Regions from separate parts of the Homo sapiens genome. Here region 2 is linked to region 1. A link is a contact called in ENCODE Hi-C or POLR2A ChIA-PET data. All regions are on one chromosome and are shown on one strand. Each heading gives the region's core, a stretch centred on a gene start or an enhancer-like site at or near the end of the contact. The rest is flanking DNA. Distances are from core to core; before and after follow the strand shown. Region 1 holds the start of GLB1L3 (galactosidase beta 1 like 3). Region 2 holds the start of B3GAT1 (beta-1,3-glucuronyltransferase 1).

Region 1 (5,565 bases), core at 2,834-5,333:
CCAGCCGAAAAAACAGAAGAATTTTTAAGCCTTCTAATATTTGGATATAGTTTTCCATGTTCCCATAGTTTATTTTATAGACCTGATGGTTTAGAAGCATTTCACTTTCCGCTTTGCTAGCCACGTGGTTATACTTTAATTTTAAGTGCATTTGTGTGCTTTTCCTGAAGCATTTTCACCTAGGCCATCTCACTTAGTTTGAACAAGAGCAGTGCTTCGCACGCGGCTGCTTGCTGAGCAGAGTCCAGCGAACCGAATTGGGCAATATGAGACTGAATCTTTCCATTCCAGGGCCTTCAGATCCCAGCTGTCAACAGCCTGCTGTGTGACGTCACTGAAAGCCTCTGTGCTCTAGTTTCCTCACTGATAAAGGAGGGATACTAATGGTACCCGCTTTCTGGTGCTGTGAGAGTTAAGAGACAATAGACAGAAATGTCAAACATGCAGAACTGTGCCTGGCACACGAGTGCTTGGTAAATGTCAGCTATTCATAACAGAGGAAAAAACCTGATGAAAATAAATCACTTTTGGATAAGGATTTTAATATTCTTACAGACACTCCCCATCCAGCTCTTAGCTCAATGGATCAGGTTATCTGCAAGGACAGCAGCCTCTTGCTGGGTGCCCCATGGAGACAGCGATCTTCCCTCCTCTCTTACCTTCTCAAGGGTGGCCCTTTTCCATCACCAAGGCTGCACTCATGCAGAGAGGAAGCCTTCCCCCCCGACCTGATCAGGCTGATTAACTTCAACTCCCAGGGGAGAAGACTCTTGAGAACACACTTTAACCTTGGGTTCTCACCTGGAGCTCCGCATGATTTTCCATTTCCTTAACTAATGAATGCATCTAGCAGACTCAGTCCATAAAAAAGGCACATTTGAATGATAACAGCCAGAGCCCGGTGGCCGAGCTGGGCTGCCGCCTGCTGAGCAGCTCCTTTAGAAAGGCCTGCACTTGAGCGTTAGTTACCCTGTGGAGGGACAGGAGGCCGGCTGCTTCACTTCCCTCTGCTGGGAGTGGCCCTGCGTGATGGGGTGCATATCCACTTCATTTATTTTTTAATCTGTGGGAGACAGGTTATCAATTTACTTAAAGTTTGAATGTCTGTAAGGATGAAATTTAAAGCTAGGGCTCTGAAGATCTCTAGCAGGGATGTATCTGTCATCTACCTATCCCTCCATCTCAGCCTGTGAACTGCGTGTCATCATGGGTTAAATTAATTACTAAGAGACCACGGAGTCCATTTTATAGCTCAAATGAGCATTTTTCATTTCCTGTAGTAAACATGACTTAAGTAAACAAAGAGTTTCTCTAACAAGGATGGCTTACAAGTAGAAGTGGCTAAATTTTCACTTTTATAAATTTTGCTGCTTTTTATTAACTATCAATAAACCTAGAAAGATGATCTTACAAGTAAACAACAGATTTTGCATACTTTAACCTTAAAGATATCTCTGCCTCAACTCTTTGTTCACAGCTCTCTGACACTGGAATATTAATAGTTGATAATCTTTCCCTTTAATTTTTCACTGATAATATTAGTTCCTAACCCAGGTTTTTGGATCTCACAAGGGTTCTTATTATACAGTTGTCACATACATTTCTTTAAGAAGTTCAACCTAAGAAGAAATCAAGAATTGTCTTTTCTGGTTCATACATTAACTCCTATAGGGTTGTCCACTACTAAAGCAACAGAAAGTGCTGCCTTCTTTTTCTGGAAGCTGCTGTTCTTACAAGAGAGCAATTTAGGAGCAGGAATTGTGCTTTATTAACATCAAAGCACTGGCACAGGAAGTTTGCACACTCAGCTCTGGGAGCTTTTTGATGCTTTCTGCCTGCTTTGGGAAATTAGCTCTTTGTTTCATTATCAGTTATCTGGATGGAAACTGAAGGGAAAAATATTGATTTTTTTTTTTTTTTTTAATAAATTGTACCAGGATGCTGGGTCTGCGGCCCTAGTGGCTGGTCTTTCCTGTGCTTGGGATGTTGGCCTTGTAGAGTTACTTCTGTAATCTCAAGACAGAAACTGACAGCTTTGTTTGATCAAAATTGTTACTTCACCTTGCACATTTTCAAGAGTTCTACAGGTTTAATGAGCACAGAAATCTGGGGGAACTTTCACTCTCCAGGGCTCCTTCATAGAGGTTCTCAAATACTCCATCAGCAGAGGGGAGCCCCAGATGGCAAAAGGACACAGGATATGTCATCTTTCAAATGAACCAATAATCCATTATTTGATTCTTCTACCTTTGTCAAAATTCCTCCAGCAACGCCTGCAGAAAATCACAATTCTTGATACATAGCTTGTTCCAATAAAGCACCACAGCATTTCTAGTGACTGCAGGCCCAGCTGTCAAACTCTTTCAACTTGATAGAGAATATGTACACAAAACCTATAGCTGTCATCATACTTAATAGTGAAAAACAGAATGTTTTCCAGCTGACACTGGGGACAAGGTAACAGTGTCAGTTCCTGCCGCTCTTATTCAACACAGAAATTTTAGTCATCATACTAAGACACACAAAAAAAGGAATAAAAAGCCACGCAGACTGGAAAGGTAGAAATAAAACTCTCCATATTTGCAGATGACATGATTATCTACATGGAAAATGCCAAGTAATACACAAATAACCTCTTAAAATTAATAGGTGAGTTTGCCAAGGTCACAGGATATGAGATCAACATGAGAAACACAATCACATTTCTGTATGCTAACAACAAACATGTAAAAACTGAAATAAAAATAATAACAGTTTAAATCTCTTGAGAGCAAAGGAAATATTTAAGTATAAACCTAACAAAACGTGATAGGATCTGATGTTGAAAAAATCACACAATTCTGATGAAAGAAGTGAAAAAAAAAAAACTATTTAAATAGACAGACATACCATGTTCGTGGGTTGGAAGATTCAACATAATAAGGATACAATTCTCAATTTGATCCATAGGTTGATTGCAATTCCTCTCGAAATACCAACATGGCTTTTTGTAGAAACAGACAAGTTTATTCTAAATTTTATGTGGGAAGGCACAAGCCCTAGAATACTTTAAACTTGACAAAGAAGAATAAAGTGTGTGGCTGTAAAACCAAACTGTAAAAAATTAACAGTTCATTGCTTGCAGTCGAAAAAATGAGGAAAAGATGGACGATCTAGGAAACTTTCAGGGAGCTAAGGTGTCGGAGAGCAAAGTATCCTTGTAAGGAATGAGACAAGATAAACTCCCTCCCCCACACACAGTATTTTCAGAGAACTACATTCTTGGTTTCAACCTGATGTCATAGGCTGTGTTCTTTGCAACGGAAGAAGCAAAGACTTCAAAGGGAGAAATCGGAAGATTTCTTTTTTCATCGTAGGGACTTCACATCAGCGTTTCCAAAACCGAGTCCATCGCCTTTTCCCTCTGCGCAGCCTCTATCCCTTCCTGTGTTTCGCATCTCAATAAACGTCCCCGCCAAGTGACTTCAGCCTGAAACATGCGGCCTCCCGGACTCCTCTCTGTGTCACCGACCTCTTGCGCTCAGTTCTCCGGAGCTGCCGGTTTAACCTCGCAAGTCTTCCCGGAACCCGTGCCCTCCTCCTGGGCAGCGTTACCACCACGAGCGCCTACCTGAGAGGACGCCTGTTCTCATCCAGCCTCCACCCTGCAGCCGAGCAATCTCCGTAAAACGAACACCTGGCTTAGTTTCTGCTGGAAACCGTTGAATAGTCCCCACTGTCTTCTGGAAGGGTCTGGGCAGCTCGGCGTGGCGTCCACGGCCCCACCAGGCCTCTGCCTCCTGCAGGTCCCGCTACTTCGTCACCAAAGCGCCCGCCGCGCTCGCATCTGCTGTGAGGCTGTGCTCGGGCCGCTCCCGCCGAGGGAACGGCCCTCCCAAGGCTCTGCGCCCCAATTCTCGCTCGTTTGCCAAGAGGTAGCCGTGTCGGGGAGCTAGAGTTCTCCGGGGACTCTCTCCTGCCCCTCGTGGCCCTCTGTGGAACCCTCGTTTTAGGATCTGCACGCCGTTTCCAGTCGCGCGCGCGGCACGGAGACCGCCCGCTGTGCCCCGCGCTGCGCTCTCTCCGCCCCTCTCCCGCGCAGGCCTCCCTGTGCCAGCCGGCTGTCGACCCAGGTTAGGAAGCCCGAGGTCGGGGCGTTACCCCAAGGGCCCTCCCGCTTCCCCTCCGAGGGCAGAGAGGCGTCCGCGCCCGGACGCACTGCGGGAACACCTGGAGCGCCGGCGGAGCTCGGCTGTCCCCGCGGGAGGGAGCCCGACGCGCATCCTTGGGACCCGGACCCGGCGCCCGCGCCTCGGGACGGATTTCTGCCTCGGCTGCAGGCGCAGCGCGCAGACCTGAGCCTGCCCCGCGGAACCGGGGCTCGAGTCCCGGCCCGAGCGCGGCGTCGGGGCCAGCGGAGAGGGGCGGAAGCCGCAAGGGACCCTCGGCGCCTCGGCCTGGCCGCGATGAAGTCCCCGCCCCTCCTCAGGTGACGGATCGCCGCTGCCGTCCCGGGCTGCCCACCACCCCGGCGCGTGCCCGGGAGCCTCCACCCTCCCCGGGTTCTGTGGCCGGCCACGCGCCCCAGGCACGCGCCGCGCCGGGCCGCGCCACCAAGCCCGCTGTCCCCAGCTTTCCTCGGCAGATCCCCTGGCTACCCCCACCCTGCGGAGGGGCCGTTCACCAGATGCCAGAAAATCAGGGTGGGGCACGCAGGCCAGGGGCTCCAGCGGCTGGGCACCGTGTCCTTCCCGAACCTGGTGCTGGAAGTGCGCCCGCCTCCGCCTCTCCCAGGCACCCACCGGCACTGCCCAGCCCTGTCTGGAGGGTCTAGGACTGAACGTCTGTCCCCGGCCTTCATCCTGGCTGCAGAGGACTGGCCGGGTGATGCCGCGCTGTCCTGGCCCTGGGCCCGCCTGGAAGACCCGCCTGTGTCGCGGGCCCCCTCCCTGGCTCTGGCCTCTAAAGCGCCCCCGGCACAGCTTCCCGGCCCTTGCAGCCCGGTGGGGCCGGAACCTTCCCCTTGTCACTGTTGTCCTTTCTCCTTTCAGCCCGTGTCTCTCCTGGAAGAGAATGGCGGGCATCTTTTTCCTGCCATTTATCTCATCAGGTTTTGCTCCTCGGTTTAAGCAGGAAGAGAACTTCATGCTTGGAAGAGCGCATCCGTCCCAGCCTAGGTTTGCTTGAGAGCTACATCCCTGGGGAGGGAGGGGAGCGATCTCTCCTTTCTTGGAGAAAATAGTATCGCGAATATGCACAGAACACGTCCTACTAACATATGCACAGAACACGTCCTACTAACATATGCACAGAACACGTCCTACTAACAAAAACTTCTTTTCGCTAGGGTTTCAGCCGTGCCTCCGAGCCCTCTCCCGAATCCTCTCTCCCTTTCCACTTTCTTTCCCTCGCCCGCCCCCTCCAGGTTTAATTGGTCTCATCTGACCCCTCTGGAGCTGAAGAATCGATCTGTGGGACTTGGAACTGAAAGCACAGGTCGGGGTAAGCCCCACTTCACACTGGAGGGCCACAAGTTCCTGATCTTCGGGGGCTCCATCCACTATTTCCGGGTGCCCAGGGAGTACT
Region 2 (5,323 bases), core at 2,086-4,585, 140 kb after region 1:
GAGGTGGGATAGCCTCCACCTATTCCAGTGGGGTGAGGAGGGAGGTGGGACAGCCTGCACCGATTCCAGTGGGATTGGCTCCAGGGCTGGCCTGACGCTGCTACTCCAAATTCTAGAGCCATCCTCATCCTGGAAGCAAGGGGGTGAGGGTGTATAAAATAAATAGATTAAATTAAAATTCATCTAGTATTTCTTCTAAAAACTGGTGAGATGACAGTTTCCCAATTTATAGACTGCCAGGAAGCCGGGGCTTAGAGAGCTCTGTTTTTTTCAAAGTCTACTCGGCTAGCCACAGATGGAGATGAGACTGGACCTCAGACAGCCTGGCCAAGGGCCTGTCCCCACTGCACTTCTTCCATGTCCCCTGGCTAGTCTTCAGTAGGGTCCCCAAAGGTCTTTTTGCCTGGGGGCCTGGGGAGGGGGTGCATGACTTCTCTTCTTCTCCTGAGTGCCAGGTTTCCCCAGACCCCACATCCTTCCCCACTGCCCTGCATTCCAGGACCAGGAGGGCTGGGGCAGGGCCAGAAGATGGAGAGGAGCCCTCAGCATTGTGAGATGCTCAGGGGTGAAGGGTGTCCCTGAAAGTCCCTGCAAGCTCTTGATGTGCTTGACCTCATAGCCTGGCCTCCCTCTGCCTTTGGGCTTCTGTCTAAAAGACCCTCACATTCCTGAGAGCCACAGGAAAGCACCTTCCTCAGTAGAATGTCCAACTGCTCTAGTGAGGGGCCTCCTGCAGGGGTGGACAATTGCTGAGGTCGATGTAGGGGAACAGGGGGAGGCCCCCAGCCTGCCCCAACTCACCACTCAGTCAGGGAGGCCCTGACTTCTGCCTGTGTGCCTCCCTCTGCTGTCCGCCAGTGCGCCTCCGTGCCTTTGTCTCTTGTCTCACTGCCTCTTTCTCTGCCTCAGTCAGGCTCTCTCTCGGATTCCTCCTCCTCCTGAGCCCGTTCCTCTCCTCCTCTCCATTCTCATCAGAGAGGAACACTCATCCCTCTCTTCCAGAAACAATGGAGCACCATGCTCCTGTCCGCTCAGCCTTTCGGTTGGTGCATCCTCTTCCCCATCTCACACTCCCAGCTCCTGGCCGGCCTCATCACCCTGTGCTCCACACCTAGGAAAAGTATATCTGACTTGGTCCCCTTATCCCCGAGAAACCACTAAGAGAACCTTCAGGTCTCCCCAGAAGCCGAAGCTGAGGAACTGGGCTTGCCCCAGGGCATCCTCCTGTGAAGCTCCTTGGTCTCCGCCACGGGCTCCAATCCTGTTGCTGGAGCTTATCTCCTCAGTGATTTACCTGCCCCCTGCTTCTGGTGGAACAGTGAGTAACTGCCCAACCAGAAACCTACACACACATATTCAACACAGCGCCTGCAAGCTTCCAGCTCACCTGGACCTGGAGTGATCCCCAAGCATCCTGGGGTCAGGCACAGAAACAGGAACAGCGAGCTCCTGGCTCCAGTGCTGAATGGGGCACAGATGCATTAACTCTCCCAGTCCCATTAACCTTAGCAAGTATTTCTGCTTCCATGAAAAGGGGAAGAGGGAAAATGTCTCTAAGCTCTGGAACCTTTGGCAGTGCTGGGCATGGACTGGGCAGAGTGAGAAGTCTGTCTGAAGACCCTGGGAAAGGGTCTTCACCCCATGGGAAGAAAGGGAAGGCTTGATGTTTGGTCCAGTAAGGCCATTAATGGTCACCAACTGAGCAGACTCTGGGAGGAAATGTCTCAGTCTCTGCAGTGGCTACCAGCAGAGGTAGGGCGACATAAGCACAGAAGACAAATCTTAGAAAACCCTAGAACAACAGTCCTGTGCAGCCACATGCCCCACAGCCCTAGTAACTTAGGGAGTGATGTGCCTCCCATTTCCACACAAACACATCCAGGCATTGCACAGTGCTAGGCCCTACGACATCCGTACCCCAACATTTTCAACAGTGCGTGCTACACAGCCCAAGCTCTAGGCCCCATTGGGCACCCCACCTATGCAGGTGCCCATGCACTGGGCTAGCAACTGTCAGTAAAGGTCCCCTTCCTGTATGTCCAGAGTCCTTCAGCTCCAGCTTCTACAAGAATCCATGCAGCTAGGCCTGGCTGGGGGAGGAAGGGGACAGGGAAGTTGGCCAAGGCTCCCATGTGTGTGCATGTGGGGGTGGTTCTTGACCTTAGCTGCTTGGTACGGGGCTGTCACCTCCTTACCCTGGCACTGTCGGACCTGGTGGCTTCCTTCTCTATTTCCTGCCTCAACTCTCAGCCTCCTTTTTCTGGAAGTTGTGTGCTCTGACTTTGGAGGGATTGGGACCTCAGACCTGAGCCCAGGTGCAGATGGGAGGGTGGTGAACTGGTCGCGCCTCCTTCCTCCTTGCTACACCGAAGGTCCCAAGGGCCCTTTGCCACCCTTGCTACCCCTGGGTCCCTCAGCGCGCCCCGCAGAGCTCGGGCCCCCTCAAGAGAGTTAACTTGGCAGTGCCCAGGAGCCAGAGAGCGATCCAGAGAGCGCTGTTGGGCAGCAGGGGTGGGGAGGTGGGGGACGACTGACCCCTGACTCCTCATCCGGCCACCAGAAACCACCTGCTGAGGGGGCCGGGAACTGACGACTGAGAGCCCGGGCCGATTGTTAGAAGCTGCTGAGAACCAGCTCTTCCCCTAATCCCGGTCGACGAGGGCAGGCTGTGCCGGGTTTTGTTTCGCAGCCCCTCGGCAGCAGCGCCTCCCAGCCCGAGCTCGGTTCTCGGCCCCCTTTCCAGCTGCCCCCAGCGCGCGCAGCGCACACACACACACACACACACACACACACACACACCCCAGCGCGCGCCCGGGAGGACATGGCGTGGGCACCGATGGGGACGCAGAAAGGGGCTCTGTGCGCGGCGGGGCGCCCGCGGGGGCGCGGGGAGCACTGACCTGCGGCGACGAGTCCGGAGCGTCTCCGGTGCGGTCCATCGCGGGCAACGGCCCCTACGCCCCGGCCCCGGCGCCCCTAGACCGCTGCCCTGGGCCGCGTGCGGCTCCCTCCCCGGGGACTGTCGGGCTCCGGGCCCCCGGGGGCCACTTCATAGCCGCGGGGTCCGCGCGCCCGCCCGCCCCGCCCGGCCCCGCCGCCCCGGCCCGGCTCGTTCTGGGCTCAGCGAGGCGGCGGCCGAAGGCTGGGAGCGCGCGGGAGGGAGGGCGCGGGCAGGGAGGCGGGGGGCGGGGGGCGGGGAGGGGGAGCGGGGAGGGGGAGCGGGGAGCGGGCGCGGGGGCGAGAGGGGCGAGGGGGGCGCGCGGCCGGAGCCGAGCCGACCGGGCCGGCGCAGAGTCCCCGAGGTGGCGGCGGATGCGCCGGTGCCGCCGCGGCTCTGCCGGCGCCTCCCGCCCCGCCCCCACCCGCTCTCCGCCCCCGCCCCGCCCCCGCCCCGAGCCCGCGCCAGCGCCGGCGGGACCCGAGCTGCTAATGGTCGGTACCAACCTCGCCAGCCTAGGCGGGGGCGCGAGGAGGGAGGCCGGCGAGGGGACCCCCCCCCGGGATTGGTATCACCTCCCCACCGCCCCCCACCCTCCCCCGGCACCGTCCCCCGCGGAGGCGGCTCCCGCTTCAGGCGGCGGAGCAGGGGTGGCGGGCAGGGGCCGAGCGCACCCCCAGATCTCGGCTCTCGAGAGTTAAAGCTCGGCCCCCGCCTGCACCCCCATTCCACCCCGCCTCCATCCTGGCTGCTCCTGGCGCCCAGCTTGGCAGCCTCTCTCAAAGGGTGATTGTTTCCGGCCGGGCTGCTGCAGGAGGGCGGGGGGCGGCGCTCTGGGACCGAGAGGCCGAGCTGGGAAGCCGGTGGGGGATGCGGCTCCTTCCTTGGCTCCAGGCACCCCGGATGGGAGGTGGCCGGTGGGGGCGGACGGTGCCGTGCCGGGGTACGGGGTCTGCTGCCCCGTGGAAGGGCACCTCGAGCCGCCGCGCGTCAGCCTCACCCCAGCCTCCCCTTCCGGGCCGGTGCACCCGGCGTTCCGGAGAGAGGCCCGGGAGGCCTGCGTGGGCGGACGGGCGCGGGGAGGCCGGGGGCAGCGGGATCTCCAGGAGTTTCCCGGGCCTCTGCCGCGGTGTGTTGGTCGGCGGGGGACGGAGGCCAGTGAGTGGGCGCGCACTTGGACGTATGTGGGTGCACTGGTAGGGTGCCTCTGTGGAGCTGTATATTCCAGATACTCCTTCAGCTTGTCGGAGACTTTGAAGCCATCCTTGCACTCGTTTTAGAGGTTGGCATCTCCCGGTGCTCTTGGACACCTGTATTCGGGCCACACCCGCTGTGTCCTCTTCACAGCCCCAGGAGAAGGCCACCTCCCATGGCGGGGTTCGCGGCGGGACCAGGGACTGTCGGTACTTTCTCTAGGGTCTCCCTCCTTCCCGGGAAACCAGTTCCAGCCCCACTGCTAGGCACTGCTTAACCAGAGCTGTGCCCCCGTGCTATGGGCTGGGGCTGAGGACCACGGGCCTCTTTTCCATCAGCTTTCCTGCCCTGTTAGGACCAAGCCGGGCCCTGCTCTTCCCACTGAGGATGTGCAGGTGGGGAGGGGGCAGAGACTCCAGAATCAGCCCCTTTGGTCAAGATTTTGAGGGGAGGAAGGCACCTCACCGTCCGTATCATGCCACAGACATGTGAAAGTGTCCTTAGTGACTATCTCTAGGGATAACTGCTCCTCCTTGTCGTGCGCTCTTTCATTGTTGTGCTTAACAGCCCCCTTTGCCGGCAAGAAACTTCCTCTGAATCTAACCTCAGTACCTCCTGCTGCGGTACAGGAGCATTTCCCCCTTCTCTTAATGAGTGGAATCCCAGCCAGCCTTGCTCCGCCTTCTTCTGCCCCTACTACAACCCTCTCTTTTAGACTCTGCTAAGAGACCTTTCCTAAGTCGGTGTTCTCTGGTATTTTCCTAGTCTCCATACTCTGCTTCTCCTTAGACTCCACACCAGCTGAAGGGAGGGGAAGGGCAGGTGCAGAAGCAGGATGGGCGGGGGTACCAGAGAGCACCAAGGAGGGGCCAGGCCGTCCAGGAGGGCACATTGCCTCCCTCCTCTGCTAAGCCAGCCAGCCGCAGTCACACAATCACCAAATGGGAGGACAGAAATGACCGTGAAGACTGTCTCGTTCCAGACCCTCATTTTACCAACAGGGAAACACACCCATGAGGGGTGATCTCAAGAGAGCTCAGGGACATGGCGACGAGGAGGCCTGGGTTTCAGGCCGATTCTGAAGGCACTAGCAAAAGACTTCCCCTCAGGGCTGGTTTCAGTAATGAAACAGAGGGTTGGACTAAGTGGGCTGTGGTCCGACTTGTCCTGCTGGGCTGTGGCTCGGAGATG

What was found. Hi-C counts contacts between places; a loop is a spot of excess contacts on that map. ChIA-PET counts read pairs that join two places held with the same protein, here RNA polymerase II (POLR2A). Pooled maps may share reads with other maps.
Region 2: a pooled map shows a loop between it and region 1 (7-fold over the local background). The contact joins the promoter of B3GAT1 here to the promoter of GLB1L3 in region 1. A Hi-C loop is called at or near these places in 4 of 50 pooled maps. POLR2A ChIA-PET finds 5 or more read pairs at or near these places in 2 of 52 experiments (HEK293 and WTC11).

Annotation. Positions count from the first base shown.
Region 1 is chr11:134,272,296-134,277,860 of GRCh38, forward strand. GLB1L3 (galactosidase beta 1 like 3) reads left to right here and starts at 4,084. Exons shown (of 20, transcript NM_001080407.3): 1 at 4,084-4,468; 2 at 5,031-5,156; 3 at 5,405-5,565. The coding sequence starts at 4,446. RefSeq lists enhancers at 547-1,102, 3,243-3,352, 3,413-3,542, 3,693-3,742 and a silencer at 4,193-4,262.
Region 2 is chr11:134,408,907-134,414,229 of GRCh38, forward strand. It overlaps B3GAT1 (beta-1,3-glucuronyltransferase 1), which reads right to left and starts at 3,336. Exons shown (of 6, transcript NM_054025.3): 1 at 2,901-3,336. RefSeq lists an enhancer at 1,925-2,484.